2 separate regions of the Homo sapiens genome follow, and region 2 is linked to region 1. Evidence: read pairs that join two places in POLR2A ChIA-PET (ENCODE). Cell type or tissue: A673. All regions are shown on one strand. Region 1 overlaps PLXNB2 (plexin B2). Region 2 overlaps PPP6R2 (protein phosphatase 6 regulatory subunit 2).

Region 1 (2,500 bases):
TCACTGTGTTCACCAGGATGGTCTTGATCTCCTGACCTCGTGATCCTCCCGCCTCGGCCTCCCAAAGTGCTGGGATTACAGGCGGGAGCCACCGCACCCGGCCTCAGAAAGCAACTTTTATTTTAAGCAAAGTAATAGCCATACCTAGTTTAAACAGGCAGAAAGCCCCTGACAGAGGGGAGTGCCAGGAGCCCTGGAGGTGTCTGAGGAAGGGGCTGTGCAGGGGCCAGAGGGAAGCCAAAGGCCAGATGGGGTCCTGTGGGATGTTTCTTCCCCCAAGCCCCACCAGCATGGGACAGAGGTGGGGGGCTCCACAGCAGACCGGGCTCCTCTTGTGACCGGCGTCTCTCCTTTGCCTCCTAGAGAATCTCGATGCTGGCCTGGAGCAGAAACTGAGCTGGACCACTGGAGCCTCGGTGAGGGGTCTGTACCCCACCTGGGAAAGGCAGTGGGTGGCTGGGGCTATGTGGACAGGGAGGCCGGAGGTATCTAGAACTGCCATGTGGTGTCTGCAAGGCTCTGTCCAGCCAGGTTTCAACCGTACCTGTCACTCTGCCACCCTTCCCATGGCCTGGCCTGGATGGAAGTGGGGAGCTTCCCTGCCCATGGAGCCGCTGTGAGGCTCCCATGGTTCTCTGAGGCCAAGCTGTTGCTCAGGCCAAGCTTTTGCTCAGGTGGAGTGGTCTGCAGTGAGACTGTGGCACCGGGTTCTGGGACATCAGGGCTGGGAATTGGAGCGTTGGGGGTGTGGTGGGGGGGTGCCTGTGCAGACGCTTTGTGGGCAGCAGCAGCTGGAGTTGCTGTGGCCTGGTCTGGATGGAAGTGGGGAGCTTCCCTGCCCAGCAGCAGCCGGAGTTGCTGTGGCCTCTTGAAAGTGCCCCTCCGAGCTTCAGCCAGGAGGAAGGCACCAGAGGGCCCGAGGAAATCCCCGCCAGCCCCGTAAGTGGGGGTCCCAGGAGGGCTTCAAAACAGGAAGTGCCTGCTGCCCGCCCTCCCTCCTGTTCCAGGAACACAGGCAGCAGGAAGCGTAGCTGGCTGTGCCTGGCGCCTCCTGCGCCGCCGGAGCTTTGCTGCTGGTCCGGTGGGTTGCCCTTTGCTCCTGGGCCTGGGCAGGCAGGTCACCTGAGGCCTTGTTTGTCCAGGAACCAGAAGGCAGCTGCCACCTGTAGGGTGTCACCCCAGCCGCGCCTGCCACCCTGAAAAGCCTGGGCCTGTAGGACCCTGGGAGTCAGGCTTTCCCTGGTGGCACACGGTGGTGTTTATTGAGCACTTAGGGTGTGCCAGCCCCCGGCAGGGACAGGAGAGCCTTCTTCCTGTACCGGGGCCCCTACAGCCCTGGCGGGTGGGTGAGTGTCTTCCCTGGGTGGAAGCTGGGGGACGGCTGAGGGGTGGCTTGTGGGGGCCCAGAGCCATTGCTTTTCCTGGGGCTAGGGGCGCCGCAGGGTTCCCCAGGCTGCCCCACCACGGTCCGGGCCAGATCCGAGGGGACCGTGGGCCCCGCCCCCGCGCTGCCCCCGCATTCCCCTCCCAGCTGCGGGCGCATTCCATTCATTCCCGGGAGCTGCGCCTGGCTGAGGCTGCCTCTGCCACTGCCACCGAGCTGGGCCGGGTGAGCGAGCTGGGCCGGGTGAGCGGGGCTGGGAGGGGAGGGCAGCAGGCCTGGGCGCAGGGCCGAGGGGCCTGGACGTTGCCTGCCCCCGCTGGCGCCACTGGGTGCACTTAGAAGGCGGGGGCCTGCGGGACCTGCCCCCGGGTGGCTGTGGGTAGGGGAGGGGCGCGGCGGGGGTTGGGGAGCCTTCGGGCAGGCGCTGCTCCTCCCTGGTAGGGCCATGGGCTGTGGCTGTAGCCTACGGGCCTCTCCTGGAGGCCTGGGACTCCTGTGCCCTCCTCTCCTCTCCCCTGGACAGGCCACTGAGCCACAGCGGGGGACCCTGGCTGAGCTGGGCATAGAACCCCCTCCACCAGGATCATGCCCAGAGGTTCCCGTGGGCTTGTAGAATCTTCCTGTCTCTCACTAAAGCCAGCATCTTTTCCTGGCTGATCACCCCTATCCTGGTGAAGCCTGGGGTCCCATGGCCCTACCCAGCCTCTCTGCCACCAGTCGGCCAGGAACTCCCTAGCCTGTGGGTGGTCACCTCTCCCAGCGGCTGCTGTGCTCGTGGGCACCTGGGGGGCTCCAGGGGTTGGGCAGCAGCTGAGCACTGAACCCCCAGTGCAGGGAGGGAGTTCTGTGCCGGGCAGGAGCTGCCTGTCTAATGGGTGCACTCCCAGGGAGCAGGAAGGCCAGTGCAGCGCTGTCTCACTCATGCGGGCCCTGGGGTGGCTCAGATGTTGTCGGTCGGTTGCGTCTTGGTTACACCTCAAGAGATTTCAGGAAGCGTGCGGGCAATCAGAACGGGGGGTTGCCACGGGCAGGTGGAGGGCGGCTGTGCCAGTAAATGCAGCTTCACCCAAAGCCGAGGCTCGGGAGAAACACTTCCCCTGGCTACGGAGCAGCAGA
Region 2 (2,500 bases), 69 kb before region 1:
AGGAGTTTGAGACCAGCCTGGTTAACATGGTGCAACCCCGTCTCTACTAAAAATACAAAAAAACTAGCCAGACGTGGTGGTGCATGCCTGTAATCCCAGCTACTCGGGAGGCTTAGGCAGGAGAATCGCCTGAACCCGGGAGGCAAAGGTTGCAGTGGGCCGAGATTGCGCCACTGTACTCCAGCCTGGGCGACAAGAGCAAAAACTCCGTCTCAAAAAAAAAAAAAAAAAGTTTGAAAATCTGTTACAGCAACTCCCTTCTTATTCTTTTTCACACTTGTCTTGGTTATTCTTCACCCTTTACTTTAAAATTTTCTAGTAAAATAAGTAAATGGAACCAAATTGATGAGGAAACAGCAGAGACTGGATCCTGAAACAAGTCCCCCTGGAGCACGCTGAATGGTCAGATGAGCCCAGCTCTAGTAGGACTCCAGGTCCGTCCGTAAGAGCAGAAGCAGGAGAGAGATTGAAAGGCTCATGAGCAGCAGCTGCGGACAGCGGAGCTGGCTTCTCCATTCTGCAGGTTGCCAGCTCCTGACTCTACCATATGCCCTCAAGAAGAAGAGCCAAGAAACACAGTGAAAAGGTGGAGAATCTTCCTCCGGAAAAAGCTTTGCATGAGCATTGGAAGCACTCAGGCCTAGGCTAACTCCAGACACCAGGAATATGAAAGGGAAAAAAAGGAAGCTTGCTCTACTCAGAGATGAACATACTAGAGCACTATAATTCTGAAGTAAAAGCCTTTCTTAACTGTGGCAATGGAGAAGTGCCCAGTCACCCGACTGCTGATTCTCCTGCCACATCCTAAAGCACAGATTGCAACTTAAAGGCCTGCAGAACAAGGCAAGATGCTAAGTGTAAGGAAGGAAGCTGGCGGAAAAGACAGCAGCAGAGTGAAGGCTGCAGCACAAGAGGGCATGGAAGGGAGCAGAGACAGGCCCACCCCAGCAATCACAGCCGTGCAAGGACACAGGGCACCAGCACATGTCTGCTTCTACAAGAAGTGACAAAAATCCACATTTTTTTTAAATCCCCACATCTTCATGTTTATAATTAACTTTTGAACACTATGTGGGCCAATAAAATGCAGGACAAGCTAAATACATCCTCAGGCCACCAGTGGCTAAGGAGCCAGTCTTCAATGACTGCTCTGCCAGAGAGCCAGCCACCTTCTTGCCCTCCACTGACCCGGTGTCTTCGTATGCTTAGGCGGCCAGAATACAACACCTTCAACAGCAGACAATTATTCCTCACAGTTCTGGGGCCTAGAAGTCCAAGGTCAAGGTGCTGGCCAATTAGGTTGCTGAGAAAGCCTGTCTTCCCTGCCCTTAGACCATTGCCTTCTCACTGTGTCCTCACAGCAGGGAGGGTGAGAGCAAGCTCTCTGGTGTATCTTTGTATGAGGGTGTCAGTCCCATCTTGAGAGCCCCACCTGGTGACCTCACGGAACCTAATTATCTCCTAAAGGCCTCCCTCCAAATACCACTAAATGGAACTTAGGATTTCAACATAGGAATCTGGGGTGGACACGACACAATTCAGTCCCTAGCACCCTGCCTGTCTTTGAGCCCTTCCACCAACTAAGGATGGCATGAGGCCTCCATGCAGAGCACGTGCTCTGCAACGGGAACACAGTAAGGACTCAGCGACGGGCTGAGAAGAGCTGACGTCGCTGCACATTCCAAGGTCTTCAAGCTCCCAAGGTAGCAATTCTCCTCCCAGCAGCGGAGGCCCAGCTGGTCTCCCACCAAAGTCTCAGAAAGGTGACTTTAACACACAGCCCCGAGAGATGGCTGTCAGGCCCACGCCAGGCTCAGAAGAGTATCCTCCTGGCTGTTACATAGGATGAAGGCTCAAGTGAAAACTGAAAACCTCCATCTGCTCAACACTAGCAACCATGGCAGCTCTCCCAGTTAAGGACAGAGATGGCCAGCATTATGAGGATGCACCTTCCTCATCACCAGTGCTAAGGGCCCTAGCCCCGACTCCTCCCCTTCCTGGAGCCCAATGCAGACCCTCCAGGCAGCCAGAGAACCTCTTGAGCCAGGGAGGCCTGGCCACATCAGGGCAGTCCCTGACCACAAAGGTCCAGGCATAAAGTCCAGTTTCCATCACTGAGCAGCTCTGGAACCTTGGGCAAGTGCCTGCTGCATGTGCACTGCAGGTAAAAGTGTTGACTCCAAGACAGAGAACAGTCATGACTGCCACCACTGCCCTAGGACAGTGACTAATACCAGATGCCTCCAAGGGGCCTAGAGAGAAAAACAATCAACTGCAGGAAACCAAAGGCCCACCACAGCAAGGCCCTAGTCCGCACCTACGCGCACCACAAGACAGACAGCGCACCTATGCTATATTTGTTGTCAATAATATAATCCTGGGAAAACAAGTACCAGAACAAAGAGTCAAAGGCAGACGAGCAGGGCATACTCTGGGTCCTGGGTCAAAGGAAGACAAGCAGGGCATACTCTGGGCTGAGACTGTTGAAGGAAAAATAGCT

Evidence for each region. ChIA-PET counts read pairs that join two places held together with the same protein. Peaks named below come from ENCODE experiments on the same cell type or tissue, not always from the same donor. Only the 100,000 strongest peaks of a DNase experiment are listed, where the experiment ranks them.
Region 2: POLR2A ChIA-PET joins it to region 1 with 5 read pairs; 4 of 35 experiments call an interaction of 5 or more read pairs at or near these places.

The regions. Positions count from the first base shown.
Region 1 is chr22:50,292,642-50,295,141 of GRCh38, reverse strand. PLXNB2 (plexin B2) reads left to right here. Exons shown (of 37, transcript NM_012401.4): 2 at 364-423. Among named protein-coding and RNA genes, the nearest start is that of PLXNB2, 14 kb to the left of the region's middle. RefSeq lists an enhancer at 2,420-2,469. In A673, no CTCF peak of the experiment used is centred here; DNase peaks (open chromatin) are centred at 971, 1,301 and 1,521; H3K4me3 peaks cover 1,340 bases; H3K27ac peaks cover 2,500 bases.
Region 2 is chr22:50,361,625-50,364,124 of GRCh38, reverse strand. The region is part of intron 1 of PPP6R2 (protein phosphatase 6 regulatory subunit 2); the gene reads right to left. Among named protein-coding and RNA genes, the nearest start is that of PPP6R2, 20 kb to the right of the region's middle. In A673, no CTCF peak of the experiment used is centred here; no DNase peak of the experiment used is centred here.